Linked DNA regions of Mus musculus: region 1 is linked to region 2. A link is a loop called in an ENCODE intact Hi-C map of the cell type or tissue named here. Cell type or tissue: left cerebral cortex. All regions are shown on one strand. Each heading gives the region's core, and the rest is flanking DNA. Links, peaks and the distances in the headings are about the cores only.

The links. A loop is a pair of places that touch in the nucleus more often than their neighbours do. Peaks named below come from ENCODE experiments on the same cell type or tissue, not always from the same donor. Only the 100,000 strongest peaks of a DNase experiment are listed, where the experiment ranks them.
Region 1: it touches region 2 in a loop (4-fold over the local background); 1 of 42 quality-filtered maps calls a loop at or near these places.

What each region holds. Positions count from the first base shown.
Region 1 is chr9:50,726,509-50,742,253 of GRCm38, forward strand. It overlaps Dixdc1 (DIX domain containing 1), which reads right to left and starts at 1,476. Exons shown (of 20, transcript NM_001374656.1): 1 at 1,278-1,476. The coding sequence starts at 1,337. It overlaps 2310030G06Rik (RIKEN cDNA 2310030G06 gene), which reads right to left. Exons shown (of 4, transcript NM_025865.3): 3 at 14,788-14,852; 4 at 13,183-14,241. The coding sequence ends at 13,993. In left cerebral cortex, for the core only: a CTCF peak has its summit at 8,699 (motif pointing left); a DNase peak (open chromatin) is centred at 8,697.
Region 2 is chr9:50,652,040-50,667,784 of GRCm38, forward strand. It overlaps Dlat (dihydrolipoamide S-acetyltransferase (E2 component of pyruvate dehydrogenase complex)), which reads right to left and starts at 7,741. Exons shown (of 14, transcript NM_145614.4): 1 at 7,152-7,741; 2 at 6,649-6,750; 3 at 6,126-6,250; 4 at 5,806-5,959; 5 at 1,583-1,709. The coding sequence starts at 7,427. It overlaps Dixdc1 (DIX domain containing 1), which reads right to left. Exons shown (of 20, transcript NM_001374656.1): 19 at 15,621-15,729; 20 at 10,713-14,236. The coding sequence ends at 14,156. In left cerebral cortex, for the core only: no CTCF peak of the experiment used is centred there; DNase peaks (open chromatin) are centred at 7,595, 8,238 and 8,562; H3K4me3 peaks cover 2,280 bases; H3K27ac peaks cover 1,713 bases.

The DNA of each region.
Region 1 (15,745 bases), core at 6,600-11,599, 75 kb after region 2:
CAAGGGGGAAGCCTGCCGTGCAGCTGTAGAAAAAAAAAAAACCTACATGGAAATTCATGAGAATAGCTGGTTGCCTCTAGGGGAAAGGTTGGGAAGGGGGTGAGAGACGGCAAGGGCACAAAGGCTCGTCCATCTTGTCCATAATGTTAATATTTAAGAAGAGAATGGGTTTAGGATGTAGCTCAGTGATCAAGCCCCTAGTCATACTGCAAGGTCCTAGTTTCAGTCACCCCTGCACACAGGGCTGTTTATATTATCTGACTAAAAACTGATTCTAAAAACACAAGGGCTGTTGTAAAGGGTGGAGGAGTGGAGTACTGGTAAAACACCTTGGTAGCATCCCCAAGGCCCCCACCACACACACACACACACACACACACACACACACACACACACAATCTGAAATTTAAGAAACCCATAGAGAAGGGAAAGGTGAACTGAGGGAAAAGGCAGGAAGCCATGACCAATAGCTTATGCCTTTGCGGCTGCAGGCCTAAAGCAACCAAAGGATGACTGAGGAGCAAACAAGAGTAGCCTGAGTCACAAAAGAAGCAAATGGAAGAGGTAACAGAATTCTGAGAGAAACTTTTGAAGAGAAAACAGAGCCTGCTTGGGTCAATCCTGGCCCACCTTTCCTGTCAGGTTGCAGCTCCCCACCACAGTTCTCACAGAAGGGAATCACACTAATATTAGCTCCTGAAACTGGGCCTGAGGCCCAGGTTGGTCCTCTCAGCCAACCTTGTCCTCCTCAGTGGTGGAGAAATCTAATGTGCATGATTCAGGAAATTCGCACGTGGATGTGCAGGATTCAGGAAATTCACCCCTCATGTGGACCACCCACAGTCTCCTACCCTCTTTCAAACTTTCTACCAATGCCACGCCACCGCACCCCTCCCGTGACTCATCCGCTTAGCGCCTGAAATAGAGCTCTGCCGCATCTGTTCAGGGCTTCCCTCTAGGATGTCCCTGGAGAGTCCCTGGGAGGCGTGGGGACCACCTTTTCGGCAAGAAGATGCCTTCTGAGTCCGTAGTCCTGCCTGCCCTTCCCACCTCGGGAAGGTACTCAATCCCTCCAGTTTAGAGGAGGCCCACCGCCTTTCTGATGTCCTCGGGTTGATGCATCTGCACCACACCTACCTCCTTGACTCTACCACCCAGGCTCTTAAATGGGCTCCCCGGGAGGATGCCCCTCACCGCCCCCCAGGATTCCCTTCGGGAGATTAGGCGGGAGGCGCGGGGTGACCGGGAGCTGGGGGTGGGAGGAGCAGGGCAGTTACCTCATTGAAGCCCTCTTGCAGGACGTCCAGTAAGTTCCCGCGGGTCAAGCAGGCTAGCATTGTTCCTGCCGCGGGGCTTCCCGGGTGGGGTCACGCCACCGTCTCTTCCCTCTGTACACAAAGGCGATCAGCTCAGCTCCCTGGGAGCTCTCTGGAGTCCCGCATGCCACTTACTGGAAACCTAGACCCGAGCCAAACTAGCGGCTTGCACTGGGCATGCTCGCGCGCGGGCTGCAGCCGGAGGGGCCCGGCGCTGTGCTGGTTCCTATAGAAACAGCAGGGCGCGCGCTGCGCACAGGCAAGAGGCGCTAGCAGGCAGCCCCGGGTCTCCAGGGAGTGCGGGGAAGCCGTGGGCGCGCACGCAGGCTCCGCACGGGTGCTCGCAACGAGCATTCACACACGCGTGAGCACACACACACATCCGCGCTGACACAAGCGGGCTTGCCAGCCTGAGCATATGCCTGCAATCACTACACTGCACGTTTGGAGGCGGGCGTCCCCGAGCGTGTGCACGCACATACACGCACATACACACACACACACACACACACACGCACACGCACACGCACACGCACGTACACACACACACACACACACACGTATGTAGTCACTTTGCTCATTTAAGGCTGCAAGCACCTCATCACAAGGTGGGTGGGGAAAGGAGTGAGTCACAGGATTACCCCACCCACCCCTTACTCCATTCTCCAGACTAACAGCAACCTTTTTCCACGCAGGGCTTGAGAGTGAGACAACCAGCAACCTTTTCCCACTCGGGGTTGGAGAATGAAGCAATTTAAATAAGAGGAAATAGAATGACAAGAAATAACAATAAAAAGGGGCCAGAGGAGAGAGGCTGGGGCTGGGGCTCTGTAAGTAACTGTAGACTATAAGTAACTGAACAGCGCTAAACAAATCATACCATCATAATAGAAACGTCAGAGGCACACCAAGGATCTTCTATCTTTTTTACAAAATAAATGCTAAGGGGTAAGATTGGGCACGATGGCTCAGGGGATAAAGGCTCTTGTAAAAGCTTGACACCTGAGTTCAATCCTGGAGCCATGCAAAGGTGGAAAGGGAGAACTCACATCTCTCGGGCACAGGCACACATTACGCTCACCCCCCCCACACACACACTAATTAATTGGTTTTATAATAAAATAATTTCTAAGAGCCAGCATGGGGGTATACACCTATCATATGCATGCACATACACGCGCGCGTGCGCGCGCGCGCACACACACACACACACACACACACACACCAGATCAACACTCTAGAGGTTCTAAGTCCAAAGCTAGCCTGGTCTATATAGCAAGTTCCAGGTCAGCCACATATAGTTCCAGACCATATAGATGAGACCTGCTCTTGAAAGAAAGAAGGAAAGAAAGGAACACATACTTTATAAGTGAGTTTTAAAATAAAGCACCAAGAATGCCCTTGTACATTGTCAGGTAAAAGCATCCACCCTTGGGTGTAACAGAGCCTCTTTCTCGTGTGGCCTGGCTGAGGTCACAGCTCTGATGTTTATTTTTAAGAACACTAGTCATTTGCATGCTTGGACTAAGTGATCTTAAAAAAGAAAGAAAGAATGAGAGAAAGAAAGTCCATTTTACATTCCATCTTGTGATCCTAGACAAAAGGGAGAAATTACAGTGTTAAGACCCAGAGGAGATCAGAGCCTTGTCCAAGGACACAGCTGGTCAGGGACACGCAACTCAATAATCAAGGAATTACAAACCATTTTCTAGCCATCCTGTATCTCCCTCAGACTCCATTAGGACCTCAGCAAGAAAAGTCTATAATGAGCCTACTAAATCATATTTAACCCAATGGCCTCCTCCTCGGGTCACTAGGGGATAAGAAAACCCTTACTTGGGGCAGCCTGACTAGATATCTAAAGCTGCTAAACACAAAGTTCTTCTGGGGAAGAAAAAACAAACAAAGTGCCTTTGACCACAAGAAGCAGGAAGCTGAGTGTCAGCCTGCCCTGAGCTGGTCGCTCAGCTGGTTAAATCCTGACTGTTCCACTCAGGCTGAAGCCAGAGGAAAGCAGTAATACCAAGTGAAACCGATCCTGAGCGCTCTGCAAGTCAGAGACCTCTCTGTCCTCCACCAGCTAGCCAGGGTGGTTCACCAAGACTCTCTACTGTTCCTTCAGTCCAAGGCAAAATACCACCAGGAGACTCACTAACCCATGTTTAAGACAATGGGGCCCTTTATGAGCAGACTTGCAATGGCATAGAATTGCACATGGCACATCTACATACCTAATGATGAAAAACCAAAATGTTCAGTTTATATAAGTCAGTTTGGGCATCAGAGGGAGGCCTACAGACAGTCATCCATGCCAAGAAATCACGGTTTCTCAAAACTCCAGTCTTTGATGGGAACAACGCCTGGGAGCTCAGTGCTTTGGAGAGAAGACTTACAAAGCAACCGATTTGCTTATCATTTTGGTCTTTTGAGGCAGGGCCGTGGGTAGCCCTGGCTGGTCTCCAGCTGCCTAAAAAGCCAAAGATGACCTTGAACTCCTAGTCCTCGTGTTTCTGCCTCCCAAGTGCTGGGATTACAGACACGTAGTACCATGCCTAGATATAATCGATGTATTTGTGTGTCTGTGCTATGTGTGTGAAGGTCCCCTTTGGAGATCAGACACCAGAAGAGGATGTTGAGTACCCCGGGGTACAGGATGTTGAGAGCAACCCAGTGTGGGGTGATGCAAACCAAATTCGGGTCCTCTGGAAGAGCAGTGAGTGCACTTAACTACTGTGCCATCTCTCCAGTCCCCATACTGAATTTCAAATCTTCAAAATAGAGATCTCATTTGGCCCATTACCTTATTTCATGCAGGGAAGAGACAACATCAGGAGAGGTGCTCACGGTCACTCAGTAAATCATTACAGTGGCTGAGATCTAAATAAAGCCCTTGGAGGCCTGAGCTCATGTCCTTTTCAATAACCCTCCACGCATGCTAGAGGGCATCAGGGTGCTCGACAAATGACTTGTTTTAAGGCATATGACAAAATAAATAAATAAATACATAAATTGTATAGTTCCTAAGTGACTTGTTTTAAGGCATATGGCTAAATAAATAAATAAATAAATAGTATAGTTCCTGAAAACCTAGGGAAGTAGTTTCTATTATAACTTTCTAAGATGGAAATATGCTGTCCAAAATAGTGGTTTCTAGCCACATGGGCTACTGAATGCTTGAAATATAGCTAAGGCAACTAGGCAACTAAAATTCATGTAAATATAGATGACATAATTTCAAAATATTCTGTTTCAGACTATTGAGACGTCTCTTCAAACTATAATAGCTCAAATACAGTGTGTATCTTTTTTTTAAAGATTTGTTTGTTTGTTTGTTTGTTTGTTTGTTTATTATGAGTACACTGTAGCTGTCCTCAGACACTCCAGAAGAGGGAGTCAGATCTTGTTATGGATGGTTGTGAGCCACCATGTGGTTGCTGGGATTTGAACTCCTGACCTTCAGAAGAGCAGTCGGGTACTCTTACCCATTGAACCATCTCACCACAGCGTGTATCTTATGATTAGAAACAGCACAACATTTCTGTTGGTCCATATAACGTAAAATTGCTCATAAACTATGTCTCAGAGGAACATGAACATATTCTGTTCCAGGCTCCCTACTCCATGCTACTGCAATGTCAGTAAAGAGCTGGGACAGTAAGTGGGTCAGATTGGAAGTGGGTTAGAACAGTGACTGGGGCGATAATCCATACAGTGCAGTGCCTGTATATGGGATAGCCACAAAGCACTCTGGGAGCTGCACCCCCTTCCTTCCACTGCAGCAGGCCTGGGCGGAGGCAAGGACTAACTGCAGCAAACTGCTTTCCACAGGTTCCTGCTTCTCTCAGAGTCTGCGTCTGCTGGACCTCAGTCAGTCCTGCATCAATCTTACCAGCAATGGCAAGTACTTCCACAGACTAAAAGCCACTCAAATCTCTAATGGAATAGCAAAATTGATCTCATTTCACTATGTCCCATGTCCTATAGGAATCAATAATATGTATACGTGTGATGGTCACAATTACAGTGAGCAGTTGATATTTACATATGAAGAGAGGTTAGGGGGTAAAGATTTTTGCTCCTGACCTAATTACTAAGTGGTGAAGCCAGGAACTGAACCTATGGCTACAGGTGCCAAGGAAGCACTCTGGCACTGAGCTCAACCCAGCAAAGTATTTTAATCTGATGCTTGCAACACAGAAGGTACTAACCCAGTGTTCCTAGATGAATGAATGAATGAATGAATGAATGAATGAATGGATGGATGAATGAACCAGTGAAAGAAACATTAGAAAAATGTATTCAAACCATCTATTAATAAATGTAATAACATGTTTGCATAATTAAGACATTAAGCCTTAAACAAAGCTGTCATTTGGTGAAAACACTGCCTGTGACTTCTCTCTGTGTAAAACTAAAATGTGTGAGATTCACACCTATGAAAAATTTAACATAGTCACTACAGCTGTCATTCATGATGAAAAGAAGCAGAAAGGCAGCTTACATAAACCAATGTTTAAAACTGACAATGAGACAATCAATGACCCTCTGAAATCATTTCTTAATCTTCCTTTTATTTCCTCATACCATCTGGGATCTTTAAGGGCCTCATGCTTACAATTTCTTTCACATTTACATTCAGAGACAGCAGCAGCGGCAGCACACACACACACACACACACACACACACACACACACACAGGCTTGTACCCAACAGCCAAGATAGCAAACATGTCCTAGCTTCTAAACTGGGTTTATGTATGTGTGTATGTATTTACTTATTACAGTGCTGGGGGCCGAGAACCCAGGGCTAGGTAAACCCTCCACCCCTGCACTTCAAGTGGCTAAACTGCTCTTTTGTCTCCAGATTCTCACTTGCCAGTCTATATTCATTCCAACCACTCTCAGACAATAGATTCGTCTTGCTACCCCAGGGCCCGTTGTCTTTGCACACTTCTTTTCTGCAGCACATCAAATAGAAATTCTTTGTGTCTGGCTCAGAGGGCTTCCCCTGGGATTGCCTCTGTTTAGGCTAGAAAGCTCCCTGATCACCAAGGCTCATTCTCACCTCTGAGTTTTCACACTGACTCTCCACTGGCTTTGAGTGTCCCACATTCTACTCTCCTGCTCCCCACATCGTTAGCTCACCTCCTCCAACCTTTGTCTCTCTGTGAAACTTCTTTGACCACACTTTTTGGTTTCGTTTGTTGGTTTGTTGTTTTGTTTTGTCTTTTGCCTCTTTTCCTCTTCCCTTTATTCTTTTAGTGTTGAAAATGAGTCAGGGCCTTTGTGCGTGTTAACTGAGCATGCCACCACTGCCCTCTGTGACCTCTTGTAACCACTCTTGATTAGAGTCTGTCTTACTCATCTTCACACCTCCCTGGCTTGTCCCTGCTCAAATGTTTCTCCTGGTCCTTCTCTTACTGCTCTATTTTAAATGACAATACCACCTCACACCCACACTCCTAGGTGTCTCTCCTGATGTGTTTTTATTTTTCCCAGCAGCCTTCGCCATCACCATGGCGATTCCCCATTCACTTGTCCTTTCCTTGTGGGGCAGTGGGTGGGTACTTACATATGTATGTAGGCACTCATGTGCTGGTGTGCTCACACAAGTAGAGGCCAGAGGTCAGGGTCAGGCACCATCACCTTGTTTTTTGAGACAAGGGCTTTCACTGGTACTTGGGAGTCAGCAATTAGGCTAAGCTGGCTGAGGAGCCAGCTCCTGGAGGCTCCCTGTCTCTGCCTCTTGATTATAAGAGGACACTACTACACTGGCATCTTCACAGGGGTCCTGGGATTGAACTTAGCTCCTAGAGCTTGCTTTACTGAGCTATCTCCCCAGCTCTCTTCCCGCCCCCCCCACTCTCCCCCCTTCAAGGATAACCTTATCCTGGCTATCCTCCTGCCTTAGCCTCCCAGGTGCTGCATCTGAAGGCATCGACCACCACATCTCGCTTACTGTTCATTTATCATTAGCGTCTCCTGCTCATAAGTAAACTTGTACAGGACTTCTGTATGTTTTGCTTATTCCAGAACTAAAAAGACTTAGAGTCTGGCACATTGTAGATGCTAAATACAAAACTGGCTGAATTTCTCAATCCTTTTCTTTTGAAAATGAAAAGGTCATTGTGACTGGGTGGGAACCTCGGTGGTTTAAAGCGTGGTATTACTCTTGCAGAAGACTGAGGTTAGGTTCCCAGCACCCACATGGTGACTCACAAGCATCCATAACTCCAGCCCATGGGATCTGACATCCTTTCTGACTTCCATGGACACCAAGCACTCATGCTGTGCACATACATACAGATAAAAAAAATACTGAAATACATAATACAAAATAAACTTTCCAAAGATTCAAAGATCAAACTAGGCATGGTGGCACATGCCTGCAATTTTAGCACTGGGAGGTAGCTGCAGGAGGATCCAGAGTTTAGTATGATCTTTGTATATAGGGTGAGTTCTAGGACAGCCTAGGTTATATAGAACTGTCTCCAAAAAAAAAAAGATAATAAAATAAAACAAAACTCAAAGGTCCAAGCCAGGCCTAATAGCACCAGCCTATACTCTCAGCTCCTTGGGAAACTGAGGAGGTTCACATATTCAAGGTCTCAGTAGGTTACAGAGGGTTCAAGGTTAGCCTGGCAATTTAATAAGACCACACTTCAAAACAGTGAATTAAAGGGCTGATGATGTAGCCCAGTGGTAAAGTGTTTGCTAGGTATGTATGAGAACCTATTCAATTTCTGTCACTGGAAAAAACAAACAAACAAACAAACAAACAAACAAACCCAGATAAATGCAAAGGTCTAGAACCTTCAGTGCTCTATCAGTTAGTTCTTAATCACGGTGAGCCTAAGGCTATGGGTCTTTCCCTGTCTCTTACTGTATTCTCGAGACAAGTATAACTTATGGTAGCCTCTTGTCATTTCTTTTCACTTATCCATGCACTCTTTTGTTAAACAAATGTTGGCTCCTTATTCTATGTTTATGTACCAGGCACTATTCCTTTAGCAAAATCTTGAAGAATGAAAGATCCACTCATATATACAGGTCATATACTGAGGTAAGAAACCAGGGTTGAGGGCAGAATAGACAACCCGAGAACACAACATCAGATGAAAGGAACAGAGAACACAGGGTGGATGTGACAGCCAGAAACGGGCAGAAGAAAAAATAGGAGAGAGTGGTGAGAGACTTGGGTAGAATGTTGCCAAAGTAACCATCAGACAGCAGGGCTCGGTATAAATCATGCCCGAGCAGATTCGCCAAAGCAAACGATTCAGAAATGCGTTCTACAATTTTTTTTTTCCTAAATCGAGGGTCAGGTTGTCTGCCAAACATCCATCATTGACAACTGGACCAAGACAGCGACATCTGGTGGATGTTGTGGAAGTGGCTCAAGTCTCTCAACTAGGAAAACACTGCTCCCATGCTTCTCTGCCTGGCCCATCACCACCGGCCTCACTGTTACTAATTACACTGGTAAAACCTAGCCTTTCATTAGGGCTCAGCATCCTCACGTCTTGGAATCCATATTCTGATGTTCAGCTGCCCTCTGAAGGATGTGCGCAAGCTCTGAAATCACCATTCTTCCTTATTCTGTAGCATGCTCATACCTGGATAAATGGAGCCAATTTACTTTGCATTCAAGCAACAAGAACCACTTTTGCATTGATAAATAATCCAAAACGTGCTCTTCCTCCAAGGACGTGGCTGTGAGCACTAGGCTTTCTTTTCGACCCCACTGACATCAGGGCAGTAGGAACAAGACACAACTAATCACTGAGTGTATTGCCACATTGATCCAATTAGAATAAGTTACGTTTAACTTTTTCTTCCTGTGGAGAAGGGTTCTATAGCCTGAAAATGTTTCCTTTTTTACTCTGTTTGAAATATCTGGTCTGGAGACCAGATATAGCTCAATGGTTAAGAGCGCTGCCATTGCAGGGAATCAAGAGTTCCATTTGACTTCCAACTCTCTCTCTCTTTGACTTCCAACTCTCTCTCTCTCTTTCTCTCTCTCTCTCTCTCTCTCTCTCTCTCTCTCTCTCACACACACACACACACACAGAGAGATAAATAAAATGTTAAAACCAAAGTCCTTCATTAAAACACTATCAAATGACTCTATTATAATGTTATTTAATATGCAAGATGTATTATTATACATAATAAAATTTTGGTTTAAGGGAAAAATAAAATACCAATCTATAATTTAAAAAGTTCTTATCTTTTTAAAACAGTCTTACATTGGCTTATTTTCTTCTTTAAATATATGGATGCTTTGCCTGTTCACTACATGTGTTCCTGGTCCCATAGAGATCAGAAGAGGGCATCAGATCTCTTGGAACTAGATTTAAAGGCATCTGTGAGTGCTGGTTATCAAACCCAGGTCTTTTGCAAAAGTAGTCAGCGCTCTTAACTGCGGAGCGATCTCTCTGGTCCCCAGGTTGCTTATTTTCAATGTGATTGGTGGAGAGATTCAAAACTTCAATGAACAGGGACTGATCAACAGTCAAGATGATTATAGCAAATCTGGCCATGGTAGTGCATACTTTTTTTTTTTCCCACAGACTTCATTGGTTCTACAATGATCAGCAAAGACAATGTTAAATATCACTCCAGGGGCATCAATGTAGATGTGAAAAGCACCCTTGGAAAGTGGTAGTGCATACTTGTAATCCCAGATCTTCAAAGGCTGAGGCAGGAGATTTGCCTCACTGTGAGCTATACAGTGATTTTAGTGCCAGACTAGGATACATAACAAAACTCTTCCTCAAAAGGCCAACCAAGTAGGGGCTGGAGAGATGGCTCAGCAGTTAAGAACCCTGGCTGGGGGCTGGAGAGATGGCTCAGTGGGTAAGAGCACCCAACTGCTCTTCCAGCGAAGGTCCTGAGTTCAAATCCCAGCAACCACATGGTGGCTCACAACCATCCTTAATGAGATCTGACTCCCTCTTCTGGAGTGTCTGAAGACAGCTACAGTGTACTTACATATAATAAAAATAAAATAAATTAAAAAAAAAAGAACCCTGGCTGATCTTCCAGAAGACCCAGGGTTGATTAGTAGCACCTATATGCCTGCTCTCAGCTGTCTGTAACTTCAGTTCCAAGGGACTGAACATCCTCCTCTAGCCTCTGTCAGCCCCAGGCATGTGGTGCACAGACATACATAGAGGCAAAACACTCATATACAAAAAAATAAAATAATAATAAGACTCAAAGACAAATATACATATCATGAAGTTAACAATATCAAAGTTTGCATATAATGGGATTTCACAGAAAACATTTGCATAAATGAACAGACTAGGATAATGACTAGAATATTCACAGTTTGCTTCTGGATAGGAGACTTATAGGGTAGGGGTTCTTTTGGGGACAGGATTTCTCTGTGTAACGCTGGCTGTCCTTGAACTCATTCTGTAGCCCAGGTTGGCTTCAAACTCAGAGATCTGCTCCCAAATGCTGGAATTAAAGGTATCCATCACCACCGTACTACCCAGCTAGTTCTTAAGTTTTTAATCATAATTTGCTATGTTTCTCAAATGCTTTGTAATTAACATTATTTTTGAACAAACTATTGAGATCTTTTAAATAATTCATATATACTGATTAGAGTTTCCCAATCTCTCTCTGGTTTTATTAATTCCAAATATATATATATAATGAATTGATGCTCTAGAAATGAGGTAGAATTTCTACAAGAACGAGGAGCAAGAAAGGAAGGCAATAATGTCTTGTTCTAGGCTCTACACAGAATAGCACAGGCATTCCTGTAAGGTCACCACCACACTCCTGACAATACACAGGCACTTACAGAGGGCGCTCCAGGCATAGAGGAGTTACAGACTCTCATAACCACTTGAGTCCCCATCTTCAGATTCCCTAGAAGATCCAATTCAGGGCCACCTTAAGATAGGAAAAGGAGATCTGTGAAAATACATAGTCGGAGAAAATTCAAAAGCTAAATTAACTTAGGAGGAGTCAGTGCGCTCCCTTTAATCTATTAACTTAAGTCATCTTAAAGTGTCAGATTTAGAACCCTGATGAGCAGCTAAGATATTGTAATGGCAAGAGAGAGAGTCATCTCAGCTGCATACTTTTTCCTTTTATTTGTCTGTGTGTAGGGGGTAGAGGCAGGTGGTTGGTGACCGTGGAGGTCAGAAGATGGGATGGATCTCCTGGAGCTGGAGTTACTGGACGTCGTGAGCTAACTCAGGTCCTTCGGAAGAGCAGTAACCACTCTTATAGCTGAGCCACCTCTCTAGTTCTTCAGGGACACTTTAAAACAACTTTAACTTAGGTTTTCACAGAGATAAGAAGGATGCTTTCCTGACTCCACTTTCCACCACCTCCCCCGACATACAGTCTTTCCCACATACATGTCCAAAACCAACCAACCAACAAACAAACAAAAAAAACAAACCATGGGATTTATTCAGATAACCAGAAGAAATACCAGATTATCTGCACCAGACACATTTTTCACTCTTCAGAAACTTCTTAAACTCATTTTTATTTTTACCCTCAGGAACGTTTAACTCCCGACAGGAAGCATGAACTTTGAAACAGGGTGTGGGGGGTTGAGAAAGGGTCCCATGTAACCCAGGCTGGCCTCCAATTTTCTATGTAATAGCGAATGACTTTGAACCCCAGATCATCCTGTCGCCACGTTCTAAGTGGTAAGATCACAGGTACACACACCACACCTGGCTCAGCATTTAAAATTCTACAGCAGAATTTGTCTACAGAATTTTATGTTAACATAGTGTTGCCTATGGCATTTTATTTGACCCTCATGGTTAAGAACCCTTGAAAAGGGTTATTTTGTTTACCCCCTAACTAACACATAGAAAATAAGCCATGGAGTTGCCCTACCAATTTGCAGCGAGGGTAGTCTTCCACCCCACCTCTTCTAAACCCTCTTGCACTAACTAGGTCGGTGTCAGAGAAAAGGCCTAGCAATTGCAGTAAAGGTGGCGGTGGTGGTACGACGACGACAACGACAACGACTATTGAATTTTATGCGATACTACAACCGTTGCAAATTTGCATTGATTCTCTGTAAGGTTGATAATAGCAACACTAATGTGCGGTGTGAGTGTGTGCGTGTGTGTGTGTGTGTGTGTGTGTGTGTTGCAATTCCCTTGTCAGTACTCTACTCATCTTCAGGGAATCACCCTCTTATTGAACCAAAAAGTATATTTGGGGAGAATGGCAGGACGGGTTAAGCAAAGGGAATGAGTTACAGCTCATCTCTAAGCTCTAACGTCTTAAGCAAGAACTGCACACTAAGACTCTACAGGGTTCAGAGAGAGCTTAGACCGAAAAATTTTTCCCTTCGCACCCTCGTTTCTGCTGCACGTCCCTACTTCCGATCTGGAGGCTCAACAGGTGGTAATGACATTTCTCAGCTACTCACCACTTTTCGGCACCTACCTCATAAACTATCGGCCCGTTTGGTTCAGCATCTTTCCGGCTAGCCGGCACTTTTACGGAGCTGCGCGTTCTTGCTGCCATGGCGACCCGGAGGCCTGCGTCGCTCGGGCCTGCCTTTCTTGGACAAGAGCCAGCCCTAGCAAGCCTTGGCTCCGCTCCTGCCCTCCAGGCCCCGCCTCCAGCCGACCTAGAACCCGCCCCTACCACTCTGGACCCGCCTTCCAGCCTCCAGACCAGAACTCCCTACCAGCCGCCAGCCCCGCTTCTCCTTGTTCCCACCCTGCTCATTTAGTCCCGCCTACTCCCCGTCTTCAACCAATGGGAGCTTGCCGTCTGTTCACAAATCCATACCCCAGCCTTTGACCTTCAATAGTGTGGGCTGGGACACCTTATAAAATTCAGCTCCAGGAACAATCAATCACCAGCCTGTTCTACATACTATTTATTAATTGATTCGAAAGGTTCTTCAGACGAGAGCTAACAGTCCTGCCAGGAGACTTTCTCCAGGATGTGGTCTCGTGGCTGTTAATGTCGACAAATTGAAGTCTTTGAGGCTCAACAGTTGGAGTCCCATCTCTGTGATAAGGTCTGGAGCCTTTGACCTAGCTATTAGGTTGGTTGTCCACAGTAGCTCCGAGGCTGTGTGCAAAGGCTCAGAAAATTTCCGAAGAGCGTTTCTCTTCGGTTTTGGGGTATAGGTGTAAAAACGGAATATAATTATCTAGCACAGTGGTCACATCTGTAACCCCAGCACTGGTAGTAAGAGGCTGGGATAGATCATAATTTCAAGGCCATCTTCAGCTATGTAGCAAGTTCCAGGCCAGCCTGGGCTACATGAGATCCTGTTCCTCAAAAAACAAAACAACCAAGACATAACCAAATAACGACAAAAAGCCCTAAGAAAATCAAATATCATTAAATAACTCCTATCAGAAACAGCCAAAGTGCATAGAGGGTTCTTGCTGCATTTGAGAATGCAAATAATGTTAGGGGTCAAAGGTCAACCTTTTTTTTTCACATAAATATTTTTTTGGAACTCAGTCCACCCATAGTTAACCTTACCACAACAGTGGCAAACCAAAAGATTCATAGTGGAAAGAGTAGGGAGACCCATAATTCCAGATGCTCTGGTGTCCTTTAAGATTAAAACATGGCCATTGTCCTTGTTCTCGAGAACAGTAGGTTATTCCCACAGGATGGTAAAATCGTAGAAATCGGAACGTCTTCCCGAGGGCTCACACCAGGGTTCCGTTGTTGCTGTCATACTGAGGTGTGGCCTGGGGGAAGCGAAGGGTGGCGTACTCTGTAGCAGATTCTGAATGCAGGCATTTCACTGTGTGGAGAGAGTGTGGCCGAATTTGCCTGAGCACATGAATGTCCGCATAATGCAAGTCACTCTCCTCCGACGTGGAGTTTGAAGTTTTCTTCTGAGATGCAGGCGGGTACAACACTTGCTCATACGTGGGTGCTGTTGTCTCATAGTCCTGGGAGAAATCAGCAGAATTAAGGGAGGTTCCCATGCAGGGCCTTTTACACTGAGGTCCCCTTGCTGTGTTCCTCTGGGAAGCCAGGTAACAAACACAACATGAGTCTCTCTCTCTCTCTCTCTCTCTCTCTCTCTCTCTCTCTCTCTCTCTGTGTGTGTGTGTGTGTGTGTGTGTGTGTGTACACCTTGGAGGAGGGTCCCTGCACTCCATCTTGTTAGAAACAGGCTCTTTCTTGTTGTTTGCTGCTGCACGAGCCAGGCTAGAAACCGTCCAGTGATTTCCGGCTGTTTCCCATCTCCCAGTAGGGATGTGCTGGGATCACAGAAGCTTCTGTTACTGCCTCCGGCTTTTAAGTGGCTTCTGGAGATCTGAACTCTGATAGTCAAGCTTGCGCAGCGGGGACTTTACCTTCTGAGCCATCTCCCCCGCCTGACAGAGCAATTTCTACAGATGGTTGTGACGAATCTGTCTCAGGGTGAGAGAGCTGAGCACTGGGAACCAACATCTGAGTGGGCCTAGGAGGGGACAGAGGCCGACCATTACCTTTGTGCCATTCTGCCACAGCTGTTGCTGCTTCAGGATGCTCAATGTGGGTCTTGGGTGGCTCCCTGTGGGGGAAGAAAGCTAGCTTTAAACTCAGTCTCTTTCCCGTTTCTACCGAGACTGCCCTCTTCAAATGTCTACTCGCCTATTGGCGTGGGAGTCTAGCAGATCTCTCTGGCTGAGCTCCTACTTGTCTCACATCTGTTAATCTACTCCCAAACTCCTCAGGATACCCTATCTTCCATCCTCCTTGCTCATCAGCCCTCAAACATAGTTCCATGAATATGCAATGACAACTCATCCTGTGCTAGGCTCTGGGCCATGCTCTGGGAGATAAAGATGAGTAAGCTATTTCCTCTGCCTTGGGAAATCTACCATGTACCTGGGAAGTCATATGAGGTGACAAAATACTACAAAAATGTAGTACGTGCTGAGTTATACCAGTGGGCCACTTTCAACCAAGCCATTTCTCTCCCAAGTGTTTGCCTGAGAACTCTTCTGCCCCACTAGCACCCTCTTCTGTTGACCTATGAACTTGAGATTACACCCATGGCTTCTGTTTTTGTTTTTCTGTATTCTGTTGTAGCACCAGCAGATGTTACAGTTATGTATTTACATGTATCTGCCTCTCACAGTTGATTCTCTGCTCTTCCAGAGCTCTTGGAACCCTCCTCTGGGCCATGCTTCCTCATTGGGAACCTACAGAACAGCTCATGTATAATACAAGTGCTCAATTGTATGCTGTAGCTAGATGAGAGCATGGGCAACCAACTTTGTCCCTTGAAGTAATGGGAAAGGTAAGGTCAACAGGTTCGGGGCTAGCCTCAGACCCAGTAAACTAAAGACTCTTTTTGTCATACCACCTCCCCTTTATCGAGTCCAAGGTCATGTCTCTTCTCTGTCTTCCTCAAGGCTTTACTCTCTTCTCTGATTTCCCTTGCTCTTAATACCCTCTCCT
Region 2 (15,745 bases), core at 5,620-10,619:
GTATCAGCTAGACTGCTAGAAGTCAGAGTTACATGGAAGTCAAATTACAAGAACTAGCAGCAGGACGGTAACATGGGATCTCAGCAGTAAAAGTGTTCTCAGAGCTCCTCAAAGGCTATGCCTGGCATTACGCTACATTTTCCAGTGTTATGAAATACAGTATCACTGGGGGTCTCTGCATCAGCAGGCAAGAAGTTACTCCGCTACTGTTTCTCTCAACACTGAAGACTTACAAAGTAAAGGCCAAAGCTGAGTGTTTTCTTGTAACCACACCCTCAGGAGCCTGAAGCAGGAGGATGGTAGCTCAAAGTTAGCCTGGGCAACATGAGTTCAAGAGCAAACGAGATTATATAGCAAGGAGTTCTCTGTAAGGAAATAGCAGCGTGGCATGATGATGCATGACTTTAATCTTAGCATTCAGATCTCTTGTGACTTCCAGACCATCTAGGGTGAGTGAAACCCTGTCTCAGAAACTTACTGATTGATTTAATTTAATTAAAAACAGCAAAACCAAGCTACTGATAAGGGCAAGTTCTGCCTTTCAGAACTTGCTCTCTGCAGTTATGCTTCTTGATGGACAGACACATCTCTAATGAATTCTTCCATTTTCCCAACCGGGAATACTCAATAGAAGCTGTGCTGAAGATGGACAGAGGTAGGGCACATCTAAGGTTTGGCAGCAAGCACCCTTTACCCCACACCAAACCACCCTGCTGGCCCTTGCTTTTTCCTTAAGGAAGAATCATTTCTTCTAATAATAGCTATGAAAGAACCAGGCACGGTGGTACAAGCCTGCAATCCTAGCACAGTCTCATCTCAAAGAAGAAAAAAGAGGAAAGGGGAAGAGGAGAAAGAGCAGGAAGAGGAGGAGAAAGAGGAAGAGGAAGAAGAGGGAGAAGAAAAGAAGGAGGAAGAAAAACACTATAAAAAAGGTATAGTATGTTAAGGGGGGGTCCTTACTCTTTGATATCACTTGCCCAGGCTACCAAGAGAATGGTGACGAGCACTGTCTGTGCCCACTACTGCCTGATGCCTATGTCCTGCTCTGCCACTATGGCGTGGATGGGCCTTCTGCTCCTGGAAACCACGGAAGAGTGGAAACAGGTTCAGAACACCTGGGATTATCAATAGACACAAGCACAGTACATGACTGCATGGTGAATAAGTCAATAAAGGGGCACATGGAAATGAGAAAAAGACTGACATCCATGGCACTTTCAGATTATGAGACTAATCTACACCCTGGGTACTGTTTTCCCTCAGAGGCACCTGAAAGGCTTTGGTATTCTCCTGCCCTAGAGGGCATGACTATCTTCCTCCTCCCTCCTTCTTTTCCCATGTTTAGACAATGGCAGTGCTGGTACAACTTCTGAGTACCATAAAAATAAAGCCAAGAGAGTGAACCCAGGCCTTAGAATAGACCCTGACATATCCTCCATTGATGAGTACAGCTCAGAACTGACACGTGTGGCTGTGATGACCTTTTTATAAAATATGACCCAGGCAGCAAATCTCAGGACTGTAAATGTCACATTACCACTCACTCAGTACAAAAAAATGTACTGATGGCCATCCTCCTCACCTATGGTGGCCTTGTCGGTCTCTATCTCTGCCAGCAAGTCTCCTTCACTCAGCTTCTCGCCCACTTTCTTTTCCCACCTCTGGACCGTGCCCATGGTCATGGTTGGGGAGAGGGCAGGAAGAACAATCTGTGGAGACAAATGCCACACATCACTGCTTAACCAGGACGCATAAAAGCATTCAGGTAAGCGCATGCTTACCAACTATACAGTGAGACCTTGTCACCCATCACAAAGGTCTGTACTAATTGCTTTCCCAGTTAAATCAACCTTTAAAACAAGAGTGATTAGACACCCTAACCCATCCTCCAAAGTGAAAAGCAACAGGAAGATGGAAAGATTTCTTCCAGATGGTCAAAACAAACCTCTCTCCCACCCGCCTCTCTGCACAGACACACAAAGTATCTTTTCAACCAGGTCAGTGGTTCTTAATTTTTCTAATGCTGCTACCCTTTAATACAGTTTCTCATGTTATTGTTACCCCCAGGCATAACAATAGATCGGTTGCTACTTCATAAGTGTAATTTTGTTACTGTTATGAATCTAGTGTAAGTTTCTGGTATGCAGCTATCTGATGTGACCTATATGAAAGGGTCACTTGACCCACAGACTGAGAACCACTGATCTAGGTTACCACCAATACTTTTCATTCTTTTTTTTCTTTCCTTTTATTGAATATTTTCTTTATTTATATTTCAAATGTTATCTCCTTTCCCTGTTTCCCCTCCAGAAACCCCCTATCCCTTCCCCCATCCCCCTGCTTCTATGAGGCTGTTCCCCCACCCACCCATTCCCGCCTCTCCACCTAACATTCTCCTACACTGGGGCATCAATCCTTCACATGACCAAGGGCATTTCCTCCCACTGATGCCATCCTCTGCTACATATGCAGCTAGAGCCATGGATAGCTCCATGTGTATTCTTTGGTTGGTGGTTTAGTCACAAGGAGCTCTGGTGAGGTCTGGTTGGTTGACACTGTTGTTCTTCCTATGGGGTTGCAAACCCCTTCAGCTCTTTCAGTCCTTCCTCTAACTCCTCCATTGGGGACCCTGTGCTCAGTCCAGTGGTTGGCTGTGAGCGTGGCCTCTGTATTTGTCAGGCACTGGCAGAGCCTCTCGGGAGACAGCTATATCAGGCTCCTGTCAGCATGCACTGCTTGGCATCCATAATAGTACCTGAGTTTGGTGACTGTATATGGGATGGATCCCCAGGTGGGGCAGTCTCTGGATGGCCTTTCTTTCAGTCTCTGCTCCACACTTTGTCTCTGCTTTTCCTCCCGTGAATATTTTGTTCCCCCTTCTAAGAAGGACCAAATCATCCACGCCTTGGTCTTCTTTCTTTTTGAGCTTCATGTGGTCTATGAATTGTATCTTTAGTATTCCAAGCTTCTAGGCTAATATCCACTTATCAGTGAGTGCATACCATGTGTATTCCTTTATGATTGGGATGATATTTTCTAGTTCCATCCATTTGCCTAAGAATTTCATGAAGTCATTGTTTTTAATGGCTGAGTAGTACTCCACTGTGTAAATATACCACACTTTCTGTATCCATTCCTCTGTTGAGGAACATCTGGGTTCTTTCTGGCTTCTGGCTATTATAAATAAGGTTGCTATGAACATAGTTGAGCATGTGTCCTAGTTATATGTTGGAATGTTATATGTTGGAGCATCTTCTGGGTAGATGCCCAGGAGTGGCATAGCTGGGTCCTCAGGTAGTACTATATCCAATTTTCTGAGGAACCACCAGACTGATTTCCAGAGTGGTTGTACCAGCTTGCAACCCCACCAGCAATGGAGGAGTGTTCCTCTTTCTCCACATCCTCACCAGCATCTGCTGTCCCCTGAATTTTTGATCTTAGCCATTCTGACTGTGTGAGGTGGATCCTTTTCATTCTTACAGAACGATCTTGGTCTAGACAAACTGCTGAATTTACTGTGTTCTGCAATAAGCATCTTTTCACTCATGAGAAACCATACTTATTTCACACCACACACACACACACACACACACACACACATATATATATACATATATATAAATTAAGGACTAAAGATATGGCTAAGTGATTCAGAACACTTGCTGCTCTTGCATAGGATCTTAGTTTGGTTCCCGATGGGCCAACTCTCAATCACCTGTAACTCTAGCTTTAGTGAATCCAATCCTGTCTCCGGGAATACCAGCATGCACATGTCTACACACACAATTTTTAAAACTGAACATTAAGAGCAATTCTGGGAGCAAAGGATGAGGTTCAGTAGTAGAAGAGTAGCTGACTAGCATGCATGAGGCAGGACTAGAGGGAAAACCCACAAAACTAAATACCATTCTTCAGAGATAGAGGAACAATACATTGTATTTTTTTAAACTGTTAAAAAACAAAAGGCTTTCTGATGTGTGTGTGTGTGTGTGTGTGTGTGTGTGTGTGTGTGTGTGTGATGCATGCACAGGTGTATATAAGTGTGCAGTGGAGAAGCCAGAGGAGGATGTAAGGTATCCTGAGCTATCTCCCTCATTTACTTGAGAGTCTCTCACTGAAGTCAACAACAAGCCTCGCTTTCCAGCTCCCCCTTCTCTGCGCACTCTGGTTATAGAAGACAACTAACTTACTTCCACAATGACCTCTACACATTTAAGTGCACACTAAATGCATGTAAAAACAAATATCTTTATTTTGGACAGGTTTTCTCTGTATAACAGCCCTGGCTATCCTGGAACTCAATTTGTAGACTGAGCTGGCCTCTAACTCAGAGACCTGCATGCCCCTGCTTCCAGAGTGCTGGGATTAAAGGTGTGTGCCACCATGTCTGCAAGACTTAGAAACTCTTTAAAAATTATTTCTTGTTCAGAATTTCTTTTCTTTGTTGCACAATCACCAGTAAAGTATGAATGTGTATGTTTGAGTGTGCATGGGGGGGGGCAGTAGAAAGAGAAATACACTCATTTATTTATCTTTACCATCTCAAAGGATTCTTAGGACCCAATTCTAACACTTAAACACAGAGCAGGATAAAATGGAGAAAAGAGGTCTTATGTAACAAAATAAGGTTGCTGAACTGAAAGAAATCATCATGAAAGCTAAAGACCAGGAAAAATTTCATCATAAGGAATTGTTACCAATAGACTTGGAACGTGATTTCCAGAGAAGAAACTGACTCACCCAGAAAACTTCTTATAAAGTTAAGGAAAGGCCAAATCTTAATCCTTTAGATTTTACTTACTTCCAACATCAAGACCACAGAAAGATAAACAAAGGAAAACTCTAAGATCTAATACTGTGATTAAGTGCACAGGCTTTTGGCGTCTGGGTATGATTTTCTTTGGCTCTTTTTCCCCTGTTTGTTTGGCCCTATTCTAGTTTTGTTTTTTGTTTTTTTTTTAGATGTCTAATAAGAAGAAGGAAAGGGCATGGGTAGGTAGGGAAGCAGGGAGGACCTGGGGTGGGAAGCTGTAATTAGATTGTGTTTAGGAAGAAAAAGCACAAGATGGTTTCCTAGAGCTGATCTAGGTTGGTGGTAATCACATTTATGGCCAACAGCACTGTTAGAATGTTATCCTGTAGACTTATTCCATACTGCTCATTCTTTTTAAATGATTTATTTATATTTTATATGCGTTGGTGTTTTCCCTGTATGCATGTCTTTGTGAGGGTGCTGGGTCCCCTGGAACTGGACTTACAGACAGTGGTGAGCTGCCACGTGGTTGCAGGGAATCAAACCTGAGACCTCTACAAGAGCAGTCAGTGCTCTTACCACTGAGCCAGCTCTCCATCACCATCATACTTATTCTTTATTGTTATTTTTTCACTAATGACTATTACTGGAATACTTCATCTATGCTTAGAAGTAGCCCACTCTAAACCAAAGGAAAACTTCATCTGGGGACTTTCATTCAGCAAATAGCACCTGTTCTCTACTTAAATTCTACTTGCATAGGGGAAAAAGTCATTTCCGAAACCTTTCACATCGTTTGTGAAAGAGAAAAGCCAAGCATTATCCTGTATCCTGGGCTAAAGCCGAGAAAGGTTAAAGAAACTGTCCAGGCTCACACACTTAGAAACAACAAGAATAATTTTCACAGCTAAAATCTCTCAATACGGCTGAATGACAGGCACTTATAGTTAATGACACGTTTTCAGAGTACAATAGCCACCCATAGAGAAAAATGACAATAAAATAATTAATAACAAGTCACCAGGAGCCGGCACTCAGAGGCTGAGTCTTACCTGCATATGAGTAGGATAGGAGCTACCGGGAGCGCTTGCAGAAGGTGCCGCTGGGGCAGCAGCTGGAGCTGGGGCTGCAGCTGGGGCTGCCTGTGGGGCAGCTGCCGCCGCCAAATCCAATGTATAATTTTTAAAGGCCTCAATATCCTGAGGCCTGAAGAAAAAGAATACATAAATATAGAATTTATAAAGCAAATCCAATCCCTAACCTCCCAGCGAGTCCTCACATGTCTTTAACTTCCAATCTGAGTTGAAATGCTTTAAAAGCAACAAATGTTCACAAATTACAAAGATTTTTTTTTCTTTTTGTTTTTACTCACTTTTCAACTGTGATACAGATGATGGACCCAACTGGAACATCTCTGGTCCCTTCAGGAACAAGGATCTTGGCCATATAGCACTCCTCCAGGCTCTCAAACCCAACAGTGGCTTTATCAGTTTCAACCTGTTAGCACAAAAGCACTGGCTTAGGTTTGTACTGCCAAGAGGCAGTTAACTGGAATGTGTCTAGAAATCCATACGAAGATAAAACCCACTACCACAGACTTGAAAGAACGGTTTAAAAACATTTTGGGTAGAAGCTAGGCATTGCTAACATTGTAACATTGGGGGTGGGGGGGGATATCTCTGAGCATTGCAGGCCAGCCAGAGTTACACCGTGATCTCAAAAACAATTTAGCTAGCTGCTGACAACGTAGCTAACCAATCATCTCTAATAAATGGGGAGGTGGGAGGGGAGCTGCTTCTTAAAGAGAAAGAGGAAACTACCTACCAGAAGGCTAAGCTTTAGTCTATTCAGCAAAGCCACTCCCTTAGGTAAAATCTGCGTGTTTTAAGACTTACCTCTGCAATTAGATCACCCTCACTGATTTTTTCCCCTTCTTTTTTTTCCCAGCGGGCTATGGTGCCTGCCTGCATTGTAGGGGAAAGGGAAGGTAATGGAACCTGCAGAAAAAGAAGCATACATTTAAACAGGCATACTTAGCCCTCGGCGTGCTTTCATTCCACCCAAGTTCATGCAGAGTATTTACTGAGTCACATTTCAAACTGTTCACTGGAGATACAAAGGGAGATCTAGCACTCCAGAAATTCATGACTTTCAGAGGCAGGTTGATCCTCCAGTCAGTCTAGTGGATCTGAGAAAGCACGTGAGACTTCTCAGACCTTTTGCCCATAGCCGCAGGCTTAGACCTCTTTCAATAGAAAAGATGCCCACTGGGAAGGTCTTGGGCGAGGGACCGTAATAGATCTGGGAGGGAGCTGGCTGTCGGAGGCCTCTCAAGGAGGATTCCCCACGCCAAGGAGCGGGCTCTGAAGGACAACAGGCTCCAGGGTGGGTCACTCACCTTCTGATGCGGAGGGAGGCTGTAAGAGCGGCGGCTGGGCGACCCCAGGAGTTGTCGCAGCAAGCGGTTACGCGGGACAGTGCCGGAGCCGGAGCTCCAGCCGCACAAGGAGCGGACCCCATAGCGGGGGATCCCACTACCGCAACGGACCGCAGCGGGGCCAATCCGCGGGCTCCCGCATGGGGCCCCGGGGCCTTCCTTCAAGGCCGCCCACCGAGCCCTGAACCCATCCCTGGGCACAGCACTCCGCGCCCTCCGCGCACAGACGCGCCACATTACTGCCACCGACCCCCACGCCCCAAAGGCTCCGCCGTCTCCGGAGTGACCTCTCCAAGAGCAGCGCGGCTCTGCCGTCAGCCGCGCACTGCGGTCGCGCAGTGTCGTAAAAGCGGCTGCTTGGACGGGCGACCGGAACGTAGGGTTTCCGTGCCCCTCTGCGGGGGGGACGCGTCGGAGACACCCGAGAGGGACGGGAGGCTGCCGCTTAGGATCTGCGGTGACGAAGGCGCTGCGAGGCAGTGCGGGGGCGGTGCACGTTTGGGAGAAACGGGAAAGGCCCTAGGAGAGGTGTCGCAGAGGATGGGAAGTACGGACCAGGGCCGCTCTAAGGGACCCGAGAGTCGGACCGGCTGCAGCCTGAGGGCAGGGAGGCGGTGCCAAAGGGAACGACCGCCTTTGCTTTAAGAAAAAGCTGGGGAAAAGAGCCCGGGCTGACAGTAATGCAAAGCTTTAGGTCGATGGGTGCGGGCGCACCTTGGAAAGTTGGAGAAAGGAAAGGCCCTCGAGTGACGGGGGATCAGGGGGTGACCCTTGGCTGCAGAGCCCGCCCCGTGCAGGCTGTCCTAGGTCCCTAACCCACCGGAAACGGGAGCAGCAGGGTTTTCAGCCAAATGATGTGAAGGGCAGCCAAGAGAAAGGTACATTTTCACATTTCCAGTTAGTCACAGAAGACTAATTATATTTCCTCTATAAAGATACTTGTTTGTAAAAAGCAGTTTTATTACCCCCAGATTTCCACCGTATCCTCTTAAATAGCGAAAATATTTTAACACACACACATTCCTTTAATTATAGCATTACGGAGACAGAGGCAGGTGGAACCCTAGATTCCAGGACAGCCTGGTTTAATGCTGTTCATTGCCAGGCCAGCTTGGGCTACATACTGAGATTCTTTTTTTTTTTTTTTTTAAAGAAAGGTTTAAGATACAACTTTGCGAAAGTCGTTGTCGTGCTGTCCCGCAGTTCTGTGAATTCAATAGGAAAACAACAACAGAAACCTTTCTTAAACTATGGAGTAACAATGTGGGGTCAAAAGAAAAAAAATGGCAACAGTGAAAAGCTGCCGAACCCAGCCGCGCCAACCTAGGTTGTTTCTCACTACTGCTGCCTACACTGAATCCTACCGCGTCGCTGCAGCTGTGGCTGTGAGGACACCCGTGCCCTTTGTACTGCCATGCCCTCGGTGTCACACGAGGCCAGCCAACACTGCCTGAAACACCTTGGCACAGATTCCCCGTGTATGGTGTGATTCGCACTGGTTTTACTGTACAAAGTGTTCTGCTCTCACGTGAGCATAATGATTTAATTGCAGAAAGACATTTCCCACAGTTATCCCTTCTATATAAACATTATAGTAGTATAATCTTTAGGTTGAATTGTTATGAGTATTTGGATTTTAAAATTGCCGTGGCTGATTTGAATTTCATAGAAAATCAATCAGTGAATTTTGGTTTGAGATTAGGACTAAATTTTCCAGTAAATGTCTCCCTAGATTTTCCTATTCTATGTATATATATAATATATATATATATATATATATATATATATATATATATATATATATATTAAATTATGACATTATTTTCTGTGTATATGCTAACCAACTCCATCTCTCCAGACCAACACTGAGCTATCTTGCCAGCTCATATGGTACATATTTATCTGAAGCAGCATCCTCAATATTGACAACTATAAATCAACTCTATGTATTGTAGTAACTATTTAAGCGATTTTTTTTTAGACTGACAGCACAGTTCACACGGGTATCTCATTTATAGGACTAAACTATGTGTCCATCCTAAAAGAATGTCTATTGAAAATGGGTATAGACACAATGTAATTTTTTTTCAGTCACAAATAATGGGGTTTGTCATTCACAAAATGGATGCAACTTAATTAAGCAAATTAACTCGGTCTCAGATAAATATTGTATATTTTCCCTCATTTTCTATCCTAGTGTCACTGAGCAGCATCAACACTTGGTGACGTCACCTTTGTATGCTGTGCAGTCACGAACAGACCTTCTGATGCGGTACACACATCAGATTAAAAAAAAAACAAAACTTACTAATGTGTGAGGCAGATGAAGATCTTATGTGCTGTTTCTCCTTGTCTTCTGAATTAGTATAGCAGTAATCCTGCTGAGTGCTTGACTTTCAGTTATTGAGTAATGATTTATGTGCAACATTTATGCAATATGTATCCATTGGATGGGTTATGTAATTAGCCTTATCATTCCTGAACTGAAAGTGACATTAAATTAGGAGGAAGCGTGCTCTGAATGTCTACCAATTCCTCAGTGTACAGATGGTCAGAGAATACCAAGAACACAAGAAGAAATTGGGAGGACAAAAAGTTACAACTGATAGCCAGTATGGTGTACATGACTGTTGTTCTGTTGTTCAAGCACCAGATGGCCACTTTGGGGCTAGCCTGGGCTACCTACATGTACTCTATCTTAAAAAAAAAAAAATCTTAAAATTCTTAGCCCTTGAAAGGCAGAGGCAGATGGATCTCTGTTGAGTTCCAGGCCAGCTAGGTCTACATGGTAAGACCCTGTCTCAAACATAAAGCTGGAAATACATATTCAGAAACCAAATGAAAGAAAACACTCGGAGCTAAAAGTTGAAATATATCAAGCATTGAAATTGGTAACATTAAGTGATAAATGAGGCTGCTTGAATTTGGGAGAGACAGACAGAGCCTTTAAATTGATTTGTGAATTCCTTATTTATTTCTGGGCTGGGGTGATAGTCTATGCCTGTGATTCCAGCTACTGCAGAGGCTGAAGGAAAGTGATTAATTATCTGAATATATCTGTTTAGATAACATGGTGAGATGCTGTCTCAAAAAAATAACTATCTATTTCTGGCTGGGATCCTCGGTGGCTTGGTGGCAGAAATCATGATTAGCATGTGCAGAGTTCAGAATTCAGTTTTAAACACTGCTGAGCTAACTAGGGTTCGATTTTGCATTTGAAGACTAATGTTACAGTTTATACTCATAGGTTCTGATGTGTTTATACATTCACATATGATGTCAAAAGAGTTGAAAATCAACTAATCCTTTTTTACAGTAATCCATCTTGATCTATCTTGTGCTTACATTAGAAATACCTACAGTAAATTATCTCTAGCAATAAAACAATCCTTATCTCCACCCTCCTGATAATGAGCAAACATGCTACCAGGGAGATCACTTGAGGAAATTTACCTTCACTAAATGTAAATGGCTTGACTGCTCATCTCAGGGAAGAGATAGAAATGAAAATGAAGAAGTGGATTTAGTTTGCAAACTCCATTTTATTCATAGTGTGTGTGTTTGGTTTTGACTTATTCACAATTCTGGTACACATAGGCAGTTAAAACAGGTTATTACATTGATCATCGGAAACTTCTGGCATAACAGTCTATGAAAACATTGTAAAACAGAATACATGGTAAGAATCTCTGAAAGCAGTGGTCACAAACACCCATGTTTGTAAGAAAATAGAGCTTTACATGTATGTATTTTAAGTCAGCCGTACCTCTCAAGTTTGACAAATAAGACTGTGCAGTCATGATACGGATGAGTAAAAGTGAAAAATTTAATTATACCTGCTATGCTTTTCAGTAGCCGAGTATTCTTAAGTTGGATGTAGAACATAAAGGTCTTTTCATAATTTAGTCATCCCAATCAAAAGAGCTGAAAACTCAGTCCAAAAGGGGCATTGCAGTTGCCAAATGTATCTAACCTATACTTCTGTTTAACTCAGACACAGATCTCAGTATAGGCCAGACTGGCATTAACTTAGTACTCCTCCTGCCTCAGCCTCCCAAATGTTGGAATTACAGGCACGTATCTATCACCAGGTTTTAAGTACAAATTGTAAAATGTTCCAGCTGACTTTTAGGGAATTGAGCAAGAAGATGATACTCTTCGGTTTTTAAATAACTAAAGTAGCATTTTAAAGATTGATTTGTATTACTTTTACTTATGTGTATATAGATGTCTGTGTAAATACATTTCTACACATGAGTACATTTGTTTTGGCTTTCGTTTTGGCTTTTTGTTTTGTTGTTGTTTTCAAGGCAGAGTCTCACTAAATAGTTCTGGCTGTCATGGAACTTACTAAGTAGACCAGGCTAGCCTTAAACTCAAAGAGATCCCCTTGCCTCTGCCTCCCCAGTGCTGGGATTAAAGGGTTGAACCACTAGTTTTTCCCAAGGAAAGAGGATGTCAGCAATAGCAAGATGGGCTAGCCCACGCCAGTATCACTAGGAAACAATAGTTTCAAGACACAGATTCTCCGAGAGCAGTGGTTCTCAGCCTTCCTAATGCTGCGACCCTTTAATACTGTTCATGTTGTGATCCCCAACCATAAAACTAATTTTGCTACTGTTATAAATCAAAATGTAAATATCTGTATTTTCCATTGGTCTTGGGCAGCCCCTGGGAAAGGGGTCACAACCTACAGGTATAGAACTGCTGTCCTTGAGTTTGCCAAATAGGAGATTATTCAAAAGAGAATGAATTTATGCTTGCTCCTGCTCTAAAGCCTCCGGAAGTATGGACTGGAATGAAGATCTCTGACCCACTGTTTACAGGAATTAATGAAATAAATCCTCTAGTAGAGATGCTTGGCCGTCTTACTTATGGGGTATGAGATTAATGAACACCATTCTCCCTGGAATTCAACCTCTGCTTTTTATGTGGGCACTGAGGTCATGCCGGTCCTTTTCCAAAAATGAGAAAAAATAAAACACGATGTAAAGGACTTGAAGTTTTTCTCTGATTTAATTTTTGCTGAAAAGTTAATTTCACATAATGTTAAGACTGCTGAGAGACTCTTATTAAAGAGGCAGACATTGAAGGTAAATTGTATCTGGACTACAGTATTGGAGTTTAGCCTGATCACTATCATGCTGTCAAATAGTAAAACATTAAAGTTCATGCAACAGAGAAATTGGTGAAACATGGACTTTTTAATCCCTCCAGGCGACTTGGAAAAGACGGAAATAACACTTTTCTTCTGTTGGCTTTCACAGTGAGTTGTTCTTGCTTATGGCTGACTTTCCTGGACTTTCCTAGTTACAGCTGAGGAAAAACTGGTCTTCAACAGAAGACCAGGACAGCGTGCACGGAAGACATCAGGTCTTTTTGATCTCATGTCTTTTAGAAGAGCAATCAACTAGAAAAAAATAAAATAAAAAAGACCCCCACCACTAAAAGCAGGGAGAGCTGGACAGAACTAAGTGCCATTAGTAACTGGTAACAAAATCAAGCTTGTTCTGAACCACGAGAGGCAGTAGGAAGAGACGGTAGAAAAGCACTGGATGCTGTAGAAAATGGAGAGTGTAGGGAACGTGAGAGTACACAGAGTCACTTAGTTATAAAAATAGACATGGTTCTCAGACAAAAGCAAATGAGTACAAAACAATTCTCAAACATGAACTATTTTTAAAAGACATGTCTATATAAAACAATAAGACGTTATCTCAGCGTTCCAAAGAGTATTCTGTTCAAATGGCTGAAAATGGGAGACACAGAGACAGGCGGGTCCCAGAACTGAGCCATCTGTCCCACTCTTCTGTTTGGCAGTGTACAGTAGTTGCAGACTGCTTTGAGGGGCTGTATTAGTAGATAACCATGGCTGACTGGCGGATGGTGCTAGGTGAGTGGATGAGAAAACCCAAGTCATGAGTAACGTCTGTAAGTTGAACTCTTTAGCTTCTATACTTGACAGTGTTGTAATAAGGAATAACTTCACCTCAAATCAACCCTGCCATTCACAACTCACTCACGCTCCATGTCCACTGGGTTCACGGTCCCCTAAGGGAACAGCCCAAGCTAACTAATAGAAAATAACTCCACCCTTGAAGTGAGAGGCAGACCAGTAAGTGGTGCTGAGTACTCAAATCACAAACACGTAATTAATGGTCTGTCTCCTTGTAAAGGCGATACCATGAGTTTGAGTCAAGGGATGTGGGTAGCAGCACCTTTCTGTGTCCTCCTTGCTTCTCTCATTCTTTTCAAACACAAAGTTTATCTGTTTGGAGAAAAATAAATGGCTCTGAATTTAAAGAGTCCCCAGTGAAAACAAACTGTCTGTGAAAAATGCCCTCAGTGGGCTAAGGACAAGCTGCAGAGCCTGTTAGAACCGGAAGAGGCAGCTCGGGGTCTTAATTATGGTTTTGGCGTAGTATATGGGCAACCCTCTCCCCACCCAGTCAACAAGTCAGCATCATTCACGTCCAGATCAGGTCTGCACTTGGGCTTTCATCTTTGGTACCACCTCACAAATCACTCCTGGTTTGCAATGTCTGCAAAGAAGCAGAAAAGTTGGTACCTCTGCCTTTGTAAGTACAAATGGTGGGACTCTGATTGCTGCAACCTTCACGGCCAACACGACAGGGATGCATCCACTTCCAGGTTCCAGATCATAGCAGCCATGCCCCTCGGAGAGAGAGCTCATCCTTCCCTGGTGGTTAAGGCCTTCGGTTTGATGTCCTCAGAGTAGAATAAAACACTGTTCCCACCGACAAGGAACTCCAGACGAACCCATGCTCTATGTTTCGGACAGAGATTCGAAGTACCAGATACGCCAGGCACACACACAGGACTGGCCCGTGACCATCGTACTTGAAGAAGCTTCTTTTTGGCAGCACGAATTAGAAACTTCTCAGCGTACTCTGGTGTTAGTCCTCTTTCCTGAGAGAAGCAGCCAGGGAGTGGCCAGGGTCTCGTTAATTCTCTCTATGGTCTTCTTCCACCCAGGCTACGATTTTCCCTTCCCATCCAGGGATGGCATCGTCATCATGGAAAACCTAGTTTAAAAAAGAAAAAGCCACAATGGAAAAACGCAACCCAAAATGTGGTGTGTGCCTGTAATTGGAGAGCCCAGCAGGCTGAGGCAGGAGAGTAGCTATGAATTCCAGACCAGGTTGGGTCACAGTGTGATATCCTATCTCTTTTTTTTTTTTTTTTAATATTTATTTTACTTATACGAGTACACTGTAGCCGTCTTCAGACACATCAGAAGAGGGCATCGGATTCTATTACACAGATGGTTGTGAGCCACCATGTGGTTGCTGGGAATTGAACTCAGGACCTTTTAAAGAGCACTCAGTGCTCTTAACCGCTGAGCAATCTCTGCAGCCCCGTGATACCCTATCTCAACAAGACAGAAACTACACCGCTGGTAAAAGAGGCCTAAGGGCTGTGAGATGTCTCAGTGGATAAAGGCACTGTCAATGTCCTAAATTCAATGACAGGACCCACATGGTGGAAAGAGAAAATTACATCCTGACTCCACAAGTTGTCCCTGACTTGCAGCACACAGAGAGGGGGTGGAGAATTAGCACAAGAGAAAGAAGTCTGTTGCAGTCAAAGGAGCTGAAAGGAGTTGGAGATGTGAAGAGTGCTCTGCCGTCAGACACGGAGAGGCAGACTGGAGTGGGTCTGCTGTGGTCCAGCATTTCCTCTCTCTGCCCCCTTCCCTCTCTTTTGGAAGGGAAATGTATAACCTGCGCCATTGTCTGTTATACATGTGAACTGCTTCTTGATTCTGATTTTACAGGGGGTTATAGTTAAGAGAGCACCTTGAATCTCCAAAAAGATATTGAACTTTGGACTTTACTTTTAAAGTGTTGAGTCCGTGACAGACTGTGGACTTTTGAAGTTGGACTGAATGCATTTTTGCATTATGACATGGTTACAAACCTATGGGGGTCAGGGAGTAGAATGGTGATTTTAATAAGAAGTGTTCCCCATAAACTCTTATGTTGGAATGCTTAGACATCAGGGGGTCTACTTGGCACTACTTGGGAGAGATTAGCAAAGGTGGTCTTGTTGGGGAAAGTTTGCCTTTGGGGATGGGCTTTGAGGTTTCAAAGGCCCAAGCCAAGCCCAGTGTCTGTCTGTCTGTCTGTCTGTCTGTCTGTCTGTCTGTCTCCTGCCAGAACAGCAGAACTCCAGTTCTACCACTCAGTAGAACTCTCAGCTCCTTCTCCTGCACAATGTCAGCCAACACCATGTCATGCTTCCCACATGATGATAATGGACGGAACCTGCTTTCTTTTCTAAGAGTTGCCTCAGTCACGGTGTCTCTTCACAGCAATGGAACACTGACTAGGGTGGGAACTCAGGTATTTCTGGGAGCTAATTCAGGAGTGACCAGTAACACTCCCAGCTTGCTCCTGGATTCTGTACCTCTTCTTTGACTGTGCCAAACTCGGGATCCAGTGCTTTGAAGTGGTATCGGTGATTCCCTTCCCGATCAATAGCTGCTTTAAAATCCTTCAGTGTCACCTCCCCCAACCTGTAATAGAGGAGAG